2 separate regions of the Homo sapiens genome follow, and region 1 is linked to region 2. The links are chromatin loops, found by intact Hi-C in ENCODE. Cell type or tissue: K562. All regions are shown on one strand. Each heading gives the region's core, and the rest is flanking DNA. Links, peaks and the distances in the headings are about the cores only.

Evidence for each region. A loop is a pair of places that touch in the nucleus more often than their neighbours do. Peaks named below come from ENCODE experiments on the same cell type or tissue, not always from the same donor. Only the 100,000 strongest peaks of a DNase experiment are listed, where the experiment ranks them.
Region 1: a loop joins it to region 2, with 2.0 times the contacts of the local background. A loop is called at or near these places in 1 of 110 quality-filtered maps.

What each region holds. Positions count from the first base shown.
Region 1 is chr3:105,993,742-106,004,945 of GRCh38, forward strand. It overlaps LOC124909403 (a long non-coding RNA gene), which reads left to right and starts at 4,731. Exons shown (of 2, transcript XR_007095991.1): 1 at 4,731-4,815; 2 at 8,525-11,204. In K562, for the core only: no CTCF peak of the experiment used is centred there; a DNase peak (open chromatin) is centred at 6,310.
Region 2 is chr3:106,125,955-106,137,158 of GRCh38, forward strand. No RefSeq gene overlaps it. Among named protein-coding and RNA genes, the nearest start is that of CBLB, 260 kb to the left of the region's middle. In K562, for the core only: no CTCF peak of the experiment used is centred there; a DNase peak (open chromatin) is centred at 5,017; H3K4me3 peaks cover 145 bases.

The DNA.
Region 1 (11,204 bases), core at 4,490-8,489, 130 kb before region 2:
TAGGTATATCTCCCAATGCTATCCCTCCCCACTCCCCCCACCCCACAACAGTCCCCAGAGTGTGATGTTCCCCTTCCTGTGTCCATGTGTTCTCATTGTTCAATTCCCACCTATGAGTGAGAATATGCGGTGTTTGGTTTTCTGTTCCTGCGATAGTTTACTGAGAATGATGATTTCCAATTTCATCCATGTCCCTACAAAGGACATGAACTCATCATTTTTTATGGCTGCATAGTATTCCATGGTGTATATGTGCCACATTTTCTTAATCCAGTCTATCATTGTTGGACATTTGGGTTGGTTCCAAGTCTTTGCTATTGTGAATAATGCCGCAGTAAACATATGTGCGCATGTGTCTTTAAAGCAGCATGATTTATAGTCCTTTGGGTATATACCCAGTAATGGGATGGCTGGGTCAAATGGTATTTCTAGTTCTAGATCCCTGAGGAATCGCCACACTGACTTCCACAATGGTTGAACTAGTTTACAGTCCCACCAACAGTGTAAAAGTGTTCCTATTTCTCCACATCCTCTCCAGCACTTGTTGTTTCCTGACTTTTTAATGATCCCCATTCTAACTGGTGTGAGATGGTATCTCATTGTGGTTTTGATTTGCATTTCTCTGATGGCCAGTGATGGTGAGCGTTTTTTCATGTGTTTTTTGGCTGCATAAATGTCTTCTTTTGAGAAGTGTCTGTTCGTGTCCTTTGCCCACTTTTTGATGGGGTTGTTTGTTATTTTCTTGTAAATTTGTTTGAGTTCACAGCTGAATTCTACCAGAGGTACAAGGAGGAACTGGTACCATTCCTTCTGAAACTATTCCAATCAATAGAAAAAGAGGGAATCCTCCCTAACTCATTTTATGAAGCCAGCATCATCCTGATACCAGAGCCGGGCAGAGACACAACCAAAAAAGAGAATTTTAGACCAATATCCTTGATGAACATTGATGCAAAAATCCTCAATAAAATACTGGCAAACCGAATCCAGCAGCACATCAAAAAGCTTATCCACCATGATCAAGTGGGCTTCATCCCTGGGATGCAAGGCTGGTTCAATATACGCAAATCAATAAATGTAATCCAGCATATAAACAGAACCAAAGACAAAAACCACATGATTATCTCAATAGATGCAGAAAAGACCTTTGACAAAATTCAACAACGCCTTCATGCTAAAAACTCTCAATAAATTAGGTATTGATGGGACATATTTCAAAATAGTAAGAGCTATCTATGACAAACCCACAGCCAATATCATACTGAATGGGCAAAAACTGGAAGCATTCCCTTTGAAAACTGGCACAAGACAGGGATGACCTCTCTCACCACTCCTATTCAACATAGTGTTGGAAGTTCTGGCCAGGGTAATTAGGCTGGAGAAGGAAATAAAGGGTATTCAATTGGGAAAAGAGGAAGTCAAATTGTCCCTGTTTGCAGATGACATGATTGTATATCTAGAAAACCCCATTGTCTCAGCCCAAAATCTCCTTAAGCTGATAAGCAACTTCAGCAAAGTCTCAGGATACAAAATCAATGTACAAAAATCATAAGCATTCTTATACACCAACAACAGACAAACAGAGAGCCAAATCATGACTGAACTCCCATTCACAATTGCTTCAAAGAGAATAAAATACCTAGGAATCCAACTTACAAGGGATGTGAAGGACCTCTTCAAGGAGAACTACAAACCACTGCTCAATGAAATAAAAGAGGATACAAACAAATGGAAGAATATTCCATGCTCATGGGTAGGAAGAATCAATATCGTGAAAATGGCCATACTGCCCAAGGTAATTTACAGATTCAATGCCATCCCCATCAAGCTACCAATGCCTTTCTTCACAGAATTGGAAAAAACTACTTTAAAGTTCATATGGAACCAAAAAAGAGCCCGCATCGCCAAGTCAATTTTAAGCCAAAAGAACAAAGCCAGAGGCATCATGCTACCTGACTTCAAACTATACTACAAGGCTACAGTAACCAAAACAGCATGGTACTGGTACCAAAACAGAGCTATAGATCAATGGAACAGAACAGAGCCCTCAGAAATAACACCACATATCTACAACTATCTGATCTTTGACAAACCTGAGAAAAACAAGCAATGGGGAAAGGATTCCTTATTTAATAAATGGTGCTGGGAAAACTGGCTAGCCATATGTAGAAAGCTGAAACTGGATCCCTTCCTTACACCTTATACAAAAATCAATTCAAGATGGATTAAAGACTTAAACGTTAGACCTAAAACCATAAAAACCCTAGAAGAAAACCTAGGCATTACCATTCAGGACATAGGCATGGGCAAGGACTTCATGTCTAAAACACCAAAAGCAAGGGCAACAAAAGCCAAAATTGACAAATGGGATCTAATTAAACTAAAGAGCTTCTGCACAGCAAAAGAAACTACCATCAGAGTGAACAGGCAACCTACAAAATGGGAGAAAATTTTCGCAACCTACTCATCTGACAAAGGGTCCCTTGGGTTTTGATTATTAAACGCCTTGAAGTAGTCTTCTTTGGGTTAAATCTTCTTGGTGTTCTATAACCTTCTTGTGCTTGAATATTGATATCTTTCCATAGGTTTGGGAAGGTCTCTGTTACTTTCACTTTGAATAAACTTTCTACCCTTGTCTCTTTCTATACCTCTTCTCTAAGGCCAATAACTCATAGATTTGCCCATTTGAGACTAAATATAGATACTGTGGACGGGCTTCATTCTTTTTGTTCTTTTTTCTATTGTCTCCTTTGACTGTGTTTTCAAATAGCCTGTCTTTAAGCTCTAATTCTTCTGCTTCAACAGTTTTGCCAATTAGACACTCTGAGGCATTCTTCAGTATGTCAATTGCATTTTCAACTCTAGAATTTCTGCTTGATTCTTTTTAATTATTTCAATCTCCTCATTAAATATATCTGACAGAATTCTAAATTCCTTCCCTGTGTTATCTTGAATTTCTTTGAGTTTCCTCAAAACAGCTATTTTTGAGTTCTCCGTCTGAAAGAGTACATATCTCTGTTTCTCCAGAAATGGTCCCTGGCACCTTATTTATTCTGTGTGGTGAGGTCATGATTTGTTGGACGGTCTTGATGCTTATAGATATTTGTTCGTTTCTGGGAATTAAGGTAGTCTTTTCAGTCTGGGCTTGTCTGTACTTCTCCTTCTCAGGAAGGCATTCTTGCTATTCAAAGGGACTTGGTTGTTGTGATCTGAGTTATATCTGCATTGGTTACCACCCCAAGCCCAGTAATGCTGTGGTTCTTGCAGGCTCGTAGACATAGCACCTTGGTGTTCTTGGATGAGATCCAAAACATTTCTCTGGATTACCAGAGAGAGACTCTTGTTTTTTTACCCTTAATTTCTCCCAAGCAAATGGAGTCTCTCTTTCTGTACTGAGCTGCATGTAGCTGGGGTTGCGGTGACACTTACACCCTGTGTCTACCACCACTGAGACTGGGTCAGACCTGAAGCCAGCACAGCACTGGGTGTTGCCCATGGTCTGGTGTAACCACTACTTGGCTACCACTTACGTTTGCTCAAGGCCCTAGGGTTCTTCAGTCAGCAGGTGGTAAGGACAGTCGTGCTTGTTTTCTTCCCTTTAGGGTGGTGAGTTGCCTTAGGCCCCAGGTAGGTCCAGAGATGATATCCAGGAGCTAGGGACTAGAGCAAAAAAAACTTTAGAATTCTACCTGGTGTTCTATTGTACTGTGGTTGAGCTGCCTCTTAAACCACAAGATACAGCCCTTTCCACAGTCTGAGGGGCCTCTCTCCAGTCCACCACCACCACAGATCCATTGGGGTTACTGCCAGTCTACTGCTGATGTTCCTTTAAGGCCTAAGGGCTCTTCAGTCAGCTGGTGGTGAATGCTGCCAGGCCTGGGACTCACTGTTCATGGCAATGGGCTCCCCTCTGGCCCAGGGCATGTCCAGAAATGCTGTCCAAGAGCCAAGGCCTGAAATCAGGGACCCCAGGAACCCACTTGGTGCTTTACCCCACTGAGGCCAAGCTGGTACCTGAAGCCAGCACATCTGAGTCTCACCCAAGGCCTACGGCATAGTACTTGGGTATTACTTCTGGTTCTTCAGAGCTCAAGGGCTCCTTAGTCAGCAGGTGGTGAATCCTGCCAGGACTGGGTTTTTCCCTTCAAGGCAATGGGTTCCCTTCTGGCCCAGGGTATGTCTAGATGTGTCATCTGGGAGCTATGGCCTGTAATCAGGGCCCTACAACTATGCCCAGTGCTCTTTCCTACTCTGGTTGAGATGGTATCAAAGATGCAAGACAAAGTCCTTTTTATTCTTCCCTCTCCTCTTCTCAAGCCAAAAGAATGAGTCACTTTTGTTGCTGCAATTTGTGCTGTCTGGAGTTGTAGGAGGGGTGATGCAAGCACTTTCTTAGCTGCCCTGGCTGGTGTTTCATGTCCACCAGCTCTGCGTTCAGCACAGCACTCGGACTTGCCTAGGAATTGTAAGATTTCTTTTCAAATTTATTGAGGACCCCAAAGCACTTCAGCCTGTGATGGCAAGACTTGCCAAAACTCGAGTTCTGACCCTCTGGCTAGGGCTGGTCTAGATGCTTCCTCCATGGGTGGGTGTCAGCTGATTTTAGCTGGGTTTTGCTTTCTGCTGTGACAGGGCAGCACTTAGTTGAATGCAAAGTCCCAGAGTTGCTGTGCTGTCCCTCCCCCAAGGACACAGATTCTGTCTATATACCATGTGGTCACTGCCAGGGCATAGAGGAAGTGTGCCATCTGTAATTCAAGACTGTCTTTCCTGCCCTCCTCAGTGCCTCCTTCACTGATATGAAGTTAAAACAAGGTACTGTGATTGCTCACTTGATCTTTGGTTCTTATGAAGGTGCTTTTTTGTGTAGATAGTTGTTAAATTGGTGTTCCTGTGGGAGGGATGATAGATAGGTCAAGTGTTCTATGTGGCTATCTTGCTTTGCCCTCTCCTACAATTTCTTATTCATCTATTTTCCTCTGTTAGCTCTTATCTGCTTGAACTAACTAGAATGAATTTTTAGTAGTTCATTTCTGGTGCTATAACAACAACAACAACAACAACAACAACAACAAACAAGCAAACAAAAAACAGAAACTGGTTAGCTTATAAATAACAGAAATTTATTTCTAACATTTACGGAGGCTGAGAAGTCCAAGATCAAGGTGTTAGCTAATTCAGGATGTGGTGAGAGCCCACTTTTTGGTTCACAGAAGGTGCCTTCTCATGGCATCCTCACATGGTGGAAGTGACAAATGAGATTTTAAAAATCTCTTTATAAGGGCACTAACCCCATTAATGAGAGCACCATCCATCATCATGACCAAATTACCTCTGAAAGGCCCTACCTGTTAATACCATCAACTTGGGGGTATGACTTCAACATATAAATTTTAGGGGACACAAACATTCAGACTTTAGCAGAATTCTGTTGTCTACCTACAGGTGAAATTTGAGTTACACAATAATTGCTTCATCAAGTGGTTGCCGGTAATCAATATTCAAAGAAATCTTAATATTTGGTTGACTATGTGGCAAGGTCTAATTATCATTAACAGATAGGATTTGTTTCCATGACAACCAGTGGTAAAACATTTAAATTATGTCTTGTGATAATGCTAGAATGAAGTCCTATTAAAGACAAAGCTGTCTAAACTGAGTGACTGCTGTGATAGTCCATTAACGGTAGTTCAAGCATAAAAAGACTGTGTGGGTGGAATGGCTACTTCAGACTGTACTGCAGAGCTTTGAATGCATCAAAATATGACCAGGGAACCCAGATATTTCTATGATTGCCTTAAGATGATGTCTTATCTCTTATATCAGCAGAGTTGAAGAAGTCCGAATTCAGAAGTCTAAATTTCTGATTTCTAGGTTTTATATAAAGGAGCCCAAGATGGCCTCTGTATATTGGCCATATGTTGTTTACTTCTTTATAACAGGCTGAAGTCTGTTAACTCAAAAGTTTGACACCACTAAACTCTAACTCATATATATCCAGTTGTTTTAAACATACCCCCAATGTGCAGAGTTTTAGCCATTTAGAGCCTCTTGGCTTTCCATATTCGATGAAAATGTACCAAACACTTACTAGGCAGAGATAAGATAAACTCTATAGATATAAAAGACTCCAATTCTAACCTTTGGAAGTGTTGGACTCCCCAGAGATTTACTGTAGGACTGCTGAACATTGCCTAAAACACAAGCCTCCTATCTGATCTCTCTCTTTCTCCTGGGAGTTCTCTTGCCCTTGTCTCACTATGAACAGTGGTCCCTGTGCTGTATCTCTTGGATATTCTTATGCTCTGAGGTCTTTCTCTCTACCCCAAAACCTGTTAAAGTGTTGCCCAGATAATGCTTATCTTAAGCTCACAGTGTGCTACTGTCACCTCATTGTCTTTTTTTTTTTTTTTTTTTTTTTTTGGAATCAGTCCCCACATTCATCACACTTACTGTACCAGGGTAGTTGAATTATACTGCAGATCACATTCATAACTACATTACTTCTCTTGAGTAAAAATTAATTTACTTCTTGAAAATGAGAAGGATCTGGAAAGTTAATCAATGGTTTTGGTTAATTGGACAAATATGAATTCCCTGAATCTCCTGTCAATCTACCTCCTATGCCAGCAGAAGAAACCTCTCCTTCTCACTCATGTGTCTAGTTTTTTTGCATCCAGTAAATTCCTCACTTGAAACAATTATCTTGCAAGAGAATTCAAATTCTTCTCATTTCAATATGTCTACTTCCATTTTTTACCTCAAGGCCTATAAATTATGTCAGGTTTCAATATAACCTAGGGAGTCATTTACAAAATAAACCAGGTTCCATACCAAAAATAATTACAACATTTTGCTAATATAGCAAGAAAAAATCTGGAGAATTTATGAAAATGGCCTCTGAGATTATAGACAATGATGGGAAGGATATCATATTTGGATAGGCTTTTTGCTTGTTATTGTTAATATGGGCGTATACAGCTAGAGCTTATTTAACTCAAAATTCTTGATTTAGAGTTCTAGTTTGAGAAAATAAGAGTGCTGCTAAATGTTTTCTCAGTGGATTGATTAAAACTTCGGCTCCGTATTGGCCTACGATGAATGAAACTGAGATACCAGTGCACTCGTCTGTTCATTGTAGCACTTGTCACAATAGCAAAGACATGGAATACACATAGGTCTCTATCAACAGTGGATTGGATAAAGAAAATGGGGTACATATATAACATGGAATACTAGACAACCATAAAAAAGAACAAAATCAAGTCCTTTATAGCATCGTGGATGTGGTTGGAGGTCATCATCTAAACAAAATTAATGCAGGAAGAGAAAACCAAATACTGCAAGTTCTTATTTACAAGTGGGAGCTAAACATTGGGCACTCATGGACATAAAGATGGCAACAGTAGACACTGGAAACTACTAGAGGAGGGAGGGAAGGAAGGGTCACAGATTGAAAAGTAAACTACTGGGTACTATGATCAGTCCTTGGGTGGGATCATTTGTACCCCAGACCTCAGCATCACACAATATGTCCATGTAACAAATCTGTATATGTACTCCCTGATTCTAAAATCAAAGCTGAAATTATTAAAAAATTTATTAAAAAAAGAAAAGAAATAGAGATGTCAGAATTTCCTTAGTATAATGTAGAAACTTGGGGAAATAGGATGGCTGAAGTAAATTATCTCTGAGAGGCAATCGACTCAGTCACCCTGTAGTTCTGTTTCTGAAAGGTCCTAGTTTATAGTCCCTTCCCCACAGAACTGATAAATAAATTAGTATAGATAAATACGTTAGTAGAAACCCTGTAGTGCCTGTTCTCTGTAGACCAAGGATAAAGAAGAGAAATAATGACACTGAAACAGACTGTCTGATTTCAATGGGGTTATAGAATCCCTTCGTAACAGAGGCAAAGTAGCAGCACTTAATGAAAAGGGAGAAGATTATAATAGTTACTCTAACAGGCAGCAGAGCCAAAGTGGTAATAGAAGTACTTTGATCTGCAGTTATTTTTGGCAATAACTAATTGATCATTACATTTCTAGAACTGAAATAGATGAACACTTCATTAATTCCCTACTTGATCTGTATTAACAGAAAGGATAAAAATTTATCTATGTTAGAAAGGTCAAAGTGGAAGACTTTGCAACTGGAGAAATTGTCAGAAATACAGGTCTATCATAATTTATGAACAGGGAATTTCTTAGGCCACATGGACAGGAACTCAGAGTCAGTTATAATCTTGGTGACAAAAAGATTTTGGGAGAAGACTCATGAATGGATCTCTTGAAATAATGCCGGAATGAGAGATTATTTGCTTTTCGTGTAAATGGTCATCTAATGATATCCTCTTCTGAGCAGACTCTTAGTCAGGTAGATCACATGATCACGCTGTGGATGTCTGTTTCTTTCTTCAACTCTCCCAGTTCGTGACCATTGAGCTCATAAACAAAGTGGGGATAATGGTGGAGACTCAAGATTTCTCCTCACTGAAGTTTTTGCCTGGCTTCTTACATTGTAGTGTGCCAAATAAGTCATTAACAGGGAAGAATGGTGAACCCTTGTGTAACATCATATTACATGAGACAAATCAGCCACCTGGGAATAAGTGAACCCATTTCATTATGTAAGTAGAAATTTTTAAGCTAAAACTGACTTATGTTCTGAAAATAGATGAAGCTACTGAATAAATCTATTGAATACCATAAAATATTCAATAAATAACTACATGAGAATAATTCATATTATCCCCACAAATTTAATGAGCATTATTGTATGAGTCTAAGCCATCTGTTTATTTTATGTCAGATAAAGTTCTAAGAACTAGAGTAAATGCAAATTGAAAGTTTCTCAAAGCATTAAAAAGTACTTGCTGAGAACTTTCCTTTTATTATTCTTAACAAAGGTGAGTATCTGTAATGTCAGAATAGTGTGGGTTATGCTGCCATAAAACACAACTTCAAATCTCAGTGCCTTAAAAGAATAAAGGTTGATTTCTTACCCGTGTTCCTTAACAATTGCACATTGCCAGGTACTTATCATGCATTCTCAGGTATACTGGCTAATTGGACAGCCAACATAATGAGTATTGCCTTTTCTAGCAGAGGGAAAAGACTGCTCTGGAGAGTCTCACTATAGCCCAGAAGTGACATACTTCAGTTTTACTCACACCTCATTTGCCAGACTAGTTACATGGTCCAAAACAACCATAAATAATCAAGAAGTGAAATCCTGTGATGAATTTGGAGTACGGAGGACTGAAACTATGTTGCTGACTCCAAAATACCTATCCAGGAGTTATGTCAAGCTTTTCTCAAGACATTAATATTCTGGGATGATATTTGATAGTTAGCTTTTAATTTTAAGAACTGACAAATTGCTTTATATTCTTCTAAGGATTTTCTTGGAGCTATGCTGCCTTTGCTTAATGTTCCATTTTGTTTTACCATTTTCTTCATTTTCCTTTTCTTCCTTTGTCTTGGGCAGGCATTCCAAGAATAAAAATTCAGATTGAGAGCAAAGGTTGACATAGGCTGACGATTCAGAGTGAAAGTACAGGCAAGGGAAGTGTTTTCATCGGGAAAAGGTCGAAGGCTTAAAGATGATTCGGCAATGTACTTTGTTGGATGATGAAGAGCATTACATAAAATTTAATTCTATTATAACTATCTTGAAGTACTTAAAGAATAATGAATTAGAAGATGTGGTAATAGAGTGACTGTGGAGGAAAATGTGGCCTCCAGTATCCACTTAGTAATAGTTCAAAGATGTGGATATTAAAACCTGGTTTCATAGGTTGCATTAAGAAATGCTACCCAGGCCACCTCACTTATTTCAAAGGGTTATGGATCTCTTTGCTTCCATCTGACATCCAGATGGACAGGATGAGGTGGAAAATGATGATTATTTTATAGTCTGCCTCCTGGGTTGTAGGGGTGGAGATGGAGTCTTATGAAATAAAATCCTGTCATAGATGCTGGAATGCCTAGATATCATAAATCAGGTGGACTAGTGGCATTTTACCAAAATATAACTTCATTAATAATAACTTCCTAATAAAATTATTGTTTAAAAAAGTCCTCAACTTAATCCAGACTTAACTGTTACTTATCAAGGATTTGTTATGTGCATAGCACAATGATCATACACATTTTAGCTTGAGCTAAAGTTCTCTAGAAACTTTATCAAATCTAAGAATTTCATAGAAATTCTATAATTGTGATCAACATATTGGGGAATTGCATTTACTGAATAAGTTTGTCAAAGATAAAGATGAGATGTATGCTTTCTCTACCAAGAAAAGAACAATAGGGATTTAAAAGAGAAATGAAAAGCTATACATGGGATAGGTTTGAAGTAAATGTTATAACTTACCCAAGAGATCTTAAAAGCAGTAGATTCCCAACTGCTAAAATAGGTTATTTTCCTTTAAATATGTACACCAAATGGAATCTTGAAGCCTAAACCCTCACATGACTCAGTCATAAGGTTTTGGACTTACGTAGTCTTATCTGAGGAACTCAGAGTGCATCCGCTTCATTAATGCTTGCTCACAATATTCTTAAGAACCACGAAGGGGGAAATCAAATTATCAATTCAAAGACAGAGAAACAGACCAGAGGAATCAGTGACATGCCCAAGATAAAAAACAAAAACGAAACCAAAAACAACCCACCACCTAAACTGGAAATAGAAGTAAATTCTGTCTTCCCAGCAATCTTGCCCTATCCCACATTGTCTATACAGTTCCCAAGTGACTCACTCTGTTGATAAACTGAAATATGCTGAACTCTATATAATTATGCTACCTAAGCACAATTTAATGAGTGTGTAATAAAGCCCTTCCAGAGATATGAGGGAGGAATCGTTATTATTTTTAGCAAATTACCAAGCAGCAACTCAAAAAGAATCTAACTCTAAATGCCATGCTTTGAAGTTAATACTGCGAATTCTGTAGTACAGTTTTCACTTTTTCTTTCCCAAATGATAACTGATATGAGAAGGAAAGAGTTGCCAAAACACAATCTGTAAGCCGATTAAAACAACAGTTCCAATGAAAAAAATCTGAAATGAAAATGGAATGGTGAAAGTCAAAGTAATGCCCAAGCCAATAAATAAAAATGACTTTTAATTAGTATTTCTTATGGTATACACTGAATATTGTACTCTTTATGAGGTCAGAAAATCAGTATCCCTTGCTA
Region 2 (11,204 bases), core at 3,297-7,296:
TCAATATTTCTGTCTTTTAATAAGCAGCTTCAGAAAATTGTGTTTATCACTCAGATCAAAGCTCTGTGAACTGGAATTGCATTTCAGAAGAACAGATTGATGCCCCACACATGAGATATCTTTCCCCAACAGGCCAAAATGTTTTACAGATTGGATGTTTGGCACAGAACAGCATTCTGAAATAAAACTCCTATTGTTTTTCTCTTTCTTCTTATAAAAGTTTTTAAAGGGAATTGCAATCTTGGTTATTTATTTGCTTCCATGGAGAGAAAGAAAAAGAGCACATCTGTTTGCAATAGTGAATTGAAAGGTCTAAAAATAAATATGCTTTAAAGAAAAGAAACAAAACTTTGTTGGCATTCTAAATCCAATCGGCACAAGGAAAATGTTTTTTCTAGAGAAGATTGGCTTCCTTTAAAAAAGAAAGAGAGAGCAAATAATGTAGAATTATACAGTTCTAGTGAAGTGGTTCACCACATAAAAATGTATTTTTTTTTACTCATAAATAGTTTTAAATGTGACGTAATATCTTAACATTTACATTTTAATTCTGAATATACCCTGTGCCTGTCATTTTCCCTAAAAAGGGACTGGTGAGATATAAAAATGATTCCTTTACTCTGATAATCTGGAATTAGAAAGTAAAATGTCAAAGGACAAATATCTATAGTTTGTGTTGGCTCTAGTCTTGGAAAATTCGGTTGCTTTCTACAGTGAAAAGTGCTTTACTTAGATACACATTTTAGATTGTGTTGCCACCTTTTCATCACTTTATATGGAACGTAAAAGCCATCCATTGTAAAATAGGCTTAGAAATACTATTCTGACTATAACCATTTCACAGAGAAGGGAACCATCATGCCAAATGACCTACAGGGCAGTTTTCTCTTGGGAAGCCTAGATCAACTAAGGTTAGGGAGTGGAAGTGGTAGGGGAGAAATTAGGGTTGATGAATAAAGGGGAGCTTAGAGGAAATGGAATAGAAAACAAATGGGATCGATAGAGATGGAAGGGCTGCTGGGGTATCTTGAAAGACAAACACTGGCTGCTCAAAAGCAGCTGAGCCAGAAAATCCTTGCAAATGGGCCGCTAAAAGGCATTTGTCCCAGCGAAGAGAAGGAGGTCCAGGAAAGAGAGATAAGGGTTAAGAAGCATTTCTAGAGATGAGAGCATAGGCTTGCTAGTTAAAATCATCCTAAAGAAGGGAGGATGTGCACAGGAATATTAGTGAAGTGCTTGGCGTCCTTGGTGAGCCCAGAAAGTTAAATACTCTTTTACCTGGGTCAAAGCATATCTCAAGTGATAAATTGGAAATAAATCTAAATAAGTGATTAATATATTAAACAATTGAATACTTCAATGTAGTTGTAACCTGCGAGTTTAATATTCAGTATTTGCTCTAGAAATGGCATTTTTAGTAAAGTAATGTACAGGATAAAATACCAGGAAAATAAGTGAGAATATTGAACCCTTGTGTGGTTGACCTGCCTAAGTTAGCCCTTCCATGTTACCTATCTAGAAATGGGTAAACGCATTACATGTAATGTATATTGCATATATAAGTGGCTGCCCTCATCTTGTAATAGGGCACATTAGTCTGTCCCTGAGGAAATCTTATAAATAACTCTTAGCATTTCCTGATATTCCAAGCCTTTCCACCTTTTCCTCCAGGCAAAATTTACTGGTGTCACATTTCCTTGAGCTTGCAATATCATAAACAAGACATTTAAAAATACTATTTGGAGTAGGTCAGTGCCCTCAAGGCCATGGAGAAACTTATATATTTTAATAGAGTCCTTAGAAAATATGAAGGTCCTCTGTAATGGTGGCATAACCTGAAACAGTCTCTAAAATACATCTTCTGTTAACTCTTTAGTTTTTCATATCATTATGATTTGGACATTAAAAATGTCTGTTCAAGTAATCACTCAGAGTTTCCCATATTTGCCATCTGTACCTTCTTACCTCATTTATACACTCCATCCTAGTCTGATCAGCTATCTCACGCCATCCAAACTGCTCTTAGAAGGTCATCTGGGTTTCATATTTTCATTCCTTCTTTTAACTTGCCAACTTGTCAGTATTTGCCACAATTTTGGTTTAAAAGGCCTTATCCTTTTGATTCTGGGAAGCACTCTCTGTTTTGCTTCTACCTCCTTTGCTTCCTTCTCAATCTCTTTTGGAAGACCTTCCTCTTAAACCCGATGAGCAAGTATTTGAATTCTTCAGGACTCTATATTATCACCTTTCTTGTGTCTCTCCACATTTCCCTCCCAGATGCTCTCAGCCACTTATGGCTTCATTCATGATGATATATTTACATCTTCAACCAAGACTCCTCTTCTGAGCTTCTAACAAGTATATGCAACTATTAATTTAACAAATCTACTCCAATTAAATGGTATAAAGGTACTCTCAAGATTTTCACTTTTGATTCCCTCTTCAATGAATAGCACCAGTGCTTGCCCACTTTCTCATGTCAGAAACCTGGGCACCAGCTTTGTGGCCTCTTTCTTCTTAATATCTGCTCAATCACCTAAGCTTGTTAAGAATCTTCCAATGTATATCTTCCCTAACACAAGCTACCAACACATCTCATCCTGGTTTCCTTCAAAAGTCTCCTAAATGATATATGTTTACCTATTTACCTGCTTCCAGTCTATTCTCCAGATAGTTATTAGAATAATTGTTTATTTTAAAAAGACTAATCTAATCTTATCACTCCACCACTTAACACTTTTATATATCTCCCCATGACTCTTAGATTAAATTCTATTGGACTTTTATAAAACTAACAGTCCTTACCCTGGTCCTAAAGTCTTATATGACCTTTTCCTTGTTTATCTCTTAGGCCGCATATCCTAAAAATCTCCCACTTTCTCACTAGTGCTTCATTCTTCAGGACTAACTTTTGGTTGTTTAGCTGTCTGAGTTCTTCTTGCACTGGAATAATGACTCAATTTAAAGCTTTTTCTCCCATCCATTTGCTCTTAACTTGGCACATTCTTCATCATTCTTTTGCATTAATTTTAGCTATAACTTCCTCAGAGAAACTGTACTGTTCATCTATACCAATTTAAGGCTATCATGTTTTATCTTTCAGTATATCTAATACATAATTAGCTTCATAGTTTATATAACAAACTGAAATAATTAACTGTGTAACAATGTGTTTAATTTTTGTGTCCCTCACTGAAATCTGAACAGAGTTTGATCTAGATCTTTCTTATTCACTACTCTATCCCTAATACTTTATCTCCCTATATTTCCACTGTATTTACAATACTGTATTTTCACTACATTTAGTATCATGCCTTTCTGCAGGTCTCAATACATAGCTTTTGAATAAATAAATGAATGTAAAAATGGATGAATGAATGAATGAGTAAAATTATCATCATGATACTTAAAAAAATGGTGGTCTAAATGTTTCAAAACACAAAAGCCTTGTAGTTATACCAAGTATGAATAACCAGTGTTAAAGAATTATGTTCATTGTATTGTTGTTTGATTACCTCTAAGGTCAAAACAAAGCTTTTGATACCAACTAAAGTGTACTCCCTTAGATCGTTAGCTATAGACAAGCATAACCCTTTGGGAAGCAATTTGGCAACGGATTTTAAGAGATGTGCAAATAAATATGCTCCCTGGCTGAATAATCCTACTTGTAAGTATCCTTATAAGCCTGAAGACCACAGCAAGATTTCATCCTAGAAAATCTAAATTTGGAAACAACCCAGATGTCTGAAAATAGAAAACTGGTAAAATAGATTGCAATACATCTTTTTTCCAATGGAATAAATTAAAATTAAATACTTCAAATATGCACACAAAATGATTATAGCTTTAGAAAATATGCATGTGCAAAAATGCAGAATTATATTCATACAAAGTATTATAGTTAACTGGTTAGGTTGGTGAAGAGGTTAAGGGAGATTATTTCACTCTATTTGCCAAACTGTAATTTTGTTTCTGTAACTGGATTTATGTTTAAATCTATTTAACTTTTTACCTGGCAGGTCTGTATTATCTGTCCTTGGTTTTAATTTCTTGCAATTTCATAAGCCACATGACAGAAAGTGAAGTTGTATTCATTTTTCTCTATTCTAACATACATCATCTAAAACAGTTCAGTGATACTACAGAGTGGATTGCCCTAGAATATGGTAAATATTCTAATGGAAGTATGAAGAGAAACACCCAAAAAAGAGTGCTCGTGCCCCTTGAGTAATGAGAAACCTGGGAAAAAACGTCAAACAGGAAATATTTTTTAGAAGAAGTAAGGATGGCTAAGATGGTGGAAGATTTTCTGAGGAATTTTGAGCATATTTATTTTACTTTCTCTTTCTTCTTAATAGCAATATTTTTTCAGGATATTTTCTGGAAAAGTTGAGAATTTGATGAGCCCATACAGTGGGAGGGATTAAGATTGACATAATAGGAACACATGTGATTCAATTGCCCAGGACATTTTTGTTTTATTTTAAGTAGATATTTTTTTTCCTCCCAAATCAGAGATACATTCTTCTTTAACAAGAGAATTGAAGCCAATTCTGAAATTTTAATTCAAACCCTTAAAGTTACACAAGAACCAGAAGAAAAGCATTAAAAAATTCCAGAAAGAGAAATGTCTTTCAATTATTTCCTAGACTTTGATGACTCAGGAAGAATTGTGTGTGAGAAAAAAAAAATGTAAAGGTCATGTTTAACATTCAGATATAAACAGAGCAATTCCTTTCTTTAAGGATACTTTTAAACAAATACTTGAAATAAAACTTATTGCTTAAAATTTTCTATTAAATTATGATGGTAATTCTTATATAAGTGAGAGACTGATAACTATTTTTATTTTTCTAATTGACTAGATTTCCAGGAAATGTCAGTCCATCGTCTTTCTCATTTGTCAGTCTGACCTACATTAGACTTTTTTTTCTTCTTTAAATATTCATCTGCTTAAAATGTTAAGAAAATTACTCATGGTTTCTTGGAAAGCTTCCCCACCCCCTCCCATTCTCATCAGATATAGCAGGAATTCTCAGGAAGTGCCTCCTACAGCCAGATCTGCCTTCTTCAGGCACATTTTCTCCTGCACTGAGCCTGCTGCAGTGGGTTACCATCTCACAAAGATATTTTTTGCAGTTTGTCTCGACAAGTTTATCCACTTGCAACCCAACACTTGATACCAAGCCAAGGGGCATCACTTTGTACATATTTAGTGCATGTAAGGGTGCAGCTGCATAGTGCATTTGACTTTTAAGGAATACATCCATTGGATTTACAGCGACATATTTTCTTAGACTGCTGGTTCAGCCGACTCAGCACAGTGCAAGGACTGTAAGACATAACAATTCCATGCTAGCTCACAGGCCCCCAGAGTGCACAGAGACTTTCTTTAAACTCCTAAGGCAAGCACTGGGATGTTATAAAACTTCAGAGCGAAGTCTTTTCTCAAGGAAACTGATTCTTCACACTGGGATAGTGTATGCTTATCCACAGTGGTGAAATTCTTGAATTTAGACTAGAAATTGGATTATAAACTGCCTCTGGGCAGGTAGCAGCAGCTTTAATCATTTAGGCCAGATGCTTCCATCCCGGAGGAATAACTGCTGAATAAGTGAGAAAAGGAAGTTTATTTCCCAAGCTGTCCTCTTCTGTCTCATGTAAACCTCTCTCTCTCTCTCTCTCTCTCTCTCTCTCTCTCTCTCTGTTTTTTCATTAGCTAGTCGTCTAGGGAACAAGAGTCCTATCAAGAGAATTTGCCAAAGCTAAGCCCAAGAATAAAAGCTTATTTGGCAACACTGGATATCATAAGCATACATTTTTTTAAAAGTTTTAAAATATTTTCTGTGAGAAACCAATTTTTGTGAATTCAAATGATTTTATAATTACTTTCCAACATAAAAAATACATTTACAGCGTGGCCAAAAAATATCTGTTCTTAAAATATTGACATATTTTCTAAATACATTTTATGAGCCTTCAGACATTTTCTGGTACACTGTGAGAACTCTAATAAAAGCACAAGTGCTCCAGATGTCTTACTATTTGTTTAAAAATTTTTAAATGGTAAAAAAAAAATATATAAAAAAAGAGCAGTAAAGGCAATCGATATTTGTGTAAAATATTAGTTTCATCTGCCCAAGGCTTTAAGAGATTTCAAAGACTGCTGTGTGCACATGTATGTGAATATTCTGAAACAAAATTTAAGAATCTTCCTGAATTAAGTAGAAATAATGGTTAAGTCTTTTTTAAAATGTTAAATTACAGGGGATTTTTTTTTGTTGAGGAAGTCCATTATATGTATTTTCCACTCACAAACAAAACACCAAACTTGAACTTTACTTTTTTTCTTGACCCTTAGACATGTGATAAAATATTTTGGGTACAATATTCGTCATTCTCAAAGTCAGGTACAATCTTCACAAGACCTCCTATGATGGAAGGAAAAGAATAATCAACTCAATGTAGTTTGGTTTTTAGTTTCCTAACATTTTTTCTTTAAAGTTCACATTTGTAGTAGGAGATAAATGAGCTCTAAACCACTCTGGTGGTATTTGTTAATTACTTGTTAAAAATATCTTTAACTGAAACGAGTTGTTGAGAAATTTTGTTGGGATGAATTTTTAGAATTTAGAATAATAAATCTTTCATTTCATCTGTCTGAGTTATGAGCTCACACTCAGAAATTTACAGACTTCTTTCTAGTCCTTTGCTTTCTGGGATTTTCCAGCACTAGACAATGACACAGTGGGAAGAAACACTAGCTGTGAGTTCAGTGAGCTGACCCAATAAGATTAAAATTGCTTTAAACAAAATGCTAAGAAAAACAAGCGTTGTCAATTTTGATCTAATGTTCATGTTCTGCCATCATGTAGCTGTGGGATCTTAGGCGAGCTACCTTGATTTTCTGGGATTTAATTTTCTCATCTGTAAGTAAGATGTTTGATTAGATTAATTCTTTCAAGCCTTTATATTTTAAGGTAAGGAAGCATATTCTATAAAACTGATGAAATCAAGAGTTCCATATTGGGAAGATTCCATAGGTTGGAAGATGTAGAAACCAGTTTACTTAAAATTTCACTTCTTCAAAAAATTACTCTGCCCTGTGAGGGATTTCTTTAGATCACAGTTTGAAAACTATTGGGCCAGATATTCTCCAAACCCCCTACCACCTCAAATATTCTGTGATTCTAGATGCTATTCCAGAGGTATGTAAAAATTTGGAATTTAGAGTTCAAATAGACTTCAGAATTTATTAACTCAATATCCTCATTTTAAAGATATTAAAATTAAGAACCAATTTTATCAAGTTCCTAAAAGTTAGATCCTTAAACCTAGCACTTTCTAAACACACTGGAGCCAGATTAACCAGAATGGATTCCCTAGATTGCCAGGATTTTTTCTAAAAGGAAGAAATGATAGAAGTCAGCTACTCCCTCACCTGCATACATTGTTCAAATTTGTTTTATCTGTAGGCTTGTGGTTTAAGATTATGCAGAGGAAGAGAACATAAAGGGTAAGTCTGAGAAAGTGGATTATGCCATGGGGTATCCTCACCTGAAAGACTCAAAGAAAGTATATTAATTTTATGGCTCCATTGAAGCATTGATTGGATCTGTTTGGAGAAGTGTGAGACCTCCAGATTCAACTGGAACCCAAAATAATCTTGAGGTTCTATTATTCAAATCACTCCACCCACGTTTGGACTTTTCTTAACAAAGGCACTATTGAAATAATTATTGTGAGTTTATAGCAGAAGGGTTTTTATTCCAGAATATTCTGTATGTACAAACGGTATATTTCCCTTTTAGATTTTTTTTCAATATGGCACTACTTTCTTGGAAAGAACAAAGTCTGAGGCTTTACAGATAAGAAGTAGCTGTGAGAATTTCTACTGTGAGGTGCTAAAGTGAAAAACAGAAAGCAATTGCATTGGTGAGCTTTCCTAGAGTTGTGTCCTGGAGTGATTGAGATAGCTCTGTAAGTCATGCACCACTCCTAAACTATATTTATGTGTGATTTCTTCTTCTTCTTCTTTTTTCTTTTTTGTATACCCTACCTTAAACTGGGAGTTAAGAAACTAGGTTTCTAATCTTAGTTCCTACCTAAGCTCACGGTGTGGCCCTGGGCAAATCAATTAACTTTTGTCACCTTATTTAGACATAACATCAATATGCTAAAACTCGAAAAACAGACATTTTCAAAGTGACTTGAACACTACGGCCAAAAAGATATTACTTTGGAGAAATCATATGTTCAAAGAATTTCAATGATTATTGGCAAGAAATGGTGAATTTCACTGGTGATGTCTGCCAGTAAGCTGGTTCTATTTTGGAGGACGTGATAAGATGTAACAATAAATTTGGAAGTAAGTGGCCCCAGTGAGAAAATTACATTTCAAACATTTCTTCTGGACTCACTAATGGAACACAAAGTATGTCAGTAGAGACTAAAAATGTAAAGGTAGTTTGAAAAATATTTAACCTTGAAGAAGAATAAATTTATTATGTTTCTAGGAGTGTTCTAGGAAAATATTGTCTAATCAGAATAGTGAAATGCTGGAATCACTTCTTTTTTAATTGGTTTACTAACCCATGTCTTCAATAGGTCTCCTTAAGAGCAAGGATTCAATCAGCTACAACCCTGAAGGTGATCTTTACACATATACCTTGCTTAGCACTTAGTGGCTACTCAATAAACGGTAATTCATTGAAATCTTGACATATTTTATTAACTTCACTGTGGAGTGGTAGTTGAGGGAAGAACAAAGCCATTTCATGATTTGGATAAGGGTTAGACAGGTAGAGCATGTAGGCATTGTTCTTGGCCAATAATAGAATTACCTAGTTATTGTTCAGAAAGGGAAAAGAGGGGGAAAAAATTGACCCTCAGGCTTTTTCATATATTATCTTCTTAAACAGGCAATTTATTACGAAATCTTTCTCAAGTCATAATGTATACAATTATACTCCTACTAATTTACAGATTTGTTTGCCTGAAATAGATGAAAATGTTCAGTCTTGAGTTCCTATTTTAAAAGACTGGAGGGAGGGCAAGATGGCTGACTAGATGTAGCCAGGTGGGACAGCTGCCACCAAGGGGCCAAGATCCAAGATGACTGGCGCACTCCTAACAGATCTTCAGAAGAAGGCACCGAGAGTGAACGGAGGGAAGACACAGAAGCTTGGCTGAAGTGGGAGAAAGCTGGGAACTCTACTTGGGGCTAATGTGCACCAGGACTTGTTCTGGCCCCCAACGACTCTGGAGGAACGAGTGAGTTGAACTGGCAAAGAGCAACTCGCTCTCACCGTGGGCCTCTGGAACCCTGGCAAGAGGAGACCCCTCAACCACCATGGACACTGGAGTTAAGAGAGAGAGCTGCTTATAGAAGTGGTAGGAGCAGCAAGCCAGCTGATGTGGAGCCCAGAGGGTTTAGGGTGAGAGCGCCTGTAGCAGAGCATGGCCAGGGAGGTCATACCCCTAGGCTTGACTGGCTCCCATAGGAGACTTTAGCCCTGGAGAAACTGTCAGACCTGAACTCTGCAGGGCCGTCTTTCCCCTCAGAGGGGGCAATCCGAACTGAACACCTCTTGGGCAACTGGCCTCTCTCAGGGCCCTAGCCTGGCCGCGACTGCTTGCAGGGGAAGTCTGGGGTGCCGTGGCTGCCACCTCATAGCCTCTCCGCTGGCGATCTTTGCCAGATCAGCGGAGGGCTCCAGCAGGGCGGCCCCCATGGCTACGCACCTGCCCCTCAGGCTCCCTCCGCACACTGCAGCCTCCCCTGGGCCCACAGCAACTTCCCGCATTGCATTTTTGGCACACGTCTGTGTGGGTGGGCTTTGCTTTCTTGCCTGGCCAGCAGGCAGGAGTGTAGTCCACTCATCCGCCCGCTGCTTACTGCCACTGCAGTCAGAGCCTTGGCGGGCAAAAAACCAGCCAGCCCGGTCCCCACCTGTGCCCCAGCCTTGCGCTAACACTGCCACAGGAGTAAAACTAGGCTCGGAGCAGAGCAGATCCTCCCCGGCCCTCAGCGATCACTCCTGCTTGTGGGGCACACGGCACACAGACCTGAGCCAGTCAGTGACCTGCCCCGAGCCAAGACCACAACCAGCCCAACTCGCAAACTGTTGCCAGCAGGTGTCCGCCACACTTTCCCAGCTGCACTGCCTCCACCACTACGTGAATACTGTCAGGGAGGCAGGCACCCCGGCACCCACTGGCACCCTGCTGCAGCAGAAACTACTGCTGCTGCTGGCACATGTGAACGAGGACGGACTCTGCAGTCACTACACTAGTAAACACTTTGGCTGACACCACCCATTGGAATGTAGTGACCAGCAATCTGGGAGCACCTCAGCCTCCCAAACTCAGTGGATTCCTAACTTCGAGGAGCCAGAGAACAAAGTTGGGGCCCCATACAAGTCCCCCAGAGTTACAGCACACAGTCCAAGAGTTGGGAGCTGAGCGCTGGCCCCCTAAAATCTTCCAGGAAAAAAGCCAGTTGGCTGAATCCACCTTATAAGCCTTCAAGGTCATCAAACAGGATAAGAGAAAAAAAAAAGCATCCAAAGATCAGCAACCTCAAAGATTGAAGGAACATAGGATACAAAGATGAGAAAGACCAGCGAAAGAACCCTGACAACTCAAAAAGCCAGAGAGGTGTCTTTCCTCTAAACAACTGCGTCAACTCTCCAGCATGGGTTGTGAACCAGGCTGAGATGGCTGAAATGACAGAAATAGAATTTGGAACGTGGATAGAAACAAAGATCATTGAGCTAAGGAAGTATGTTGAAACTGAACCTATGGAAGCTAAGAATAGTGATAAAGCGATGCAAGAGCAGACAGACGAAATAGCCAGTATAGAAAAGAATGTAACCTGATAGAGCTGAAAAACACACTACAAGAATTTTATAATACAATCACAAATATTAATAGCAGAAGAGACCAAGCAGAGGAAAGAATCTCAGAGTTTGAAGACTCTCATTCTGAAATAAGACAGCCAGACAAGAAAAAGGCACAAACAAATGGAAAAACATTCCATGCTCACGGGTAGAAAGAATTGTTAAATAGCTATACAGCCCAAAATAATTTACAGATTCAATGCTATTCCTATTAAACTACCAATGACATTCATCACAGAACTAGAGAAAACTAGTTTAAAATTCGTATGAAACCAACAGAAGGCCCAAATAGCCAAGTCAATC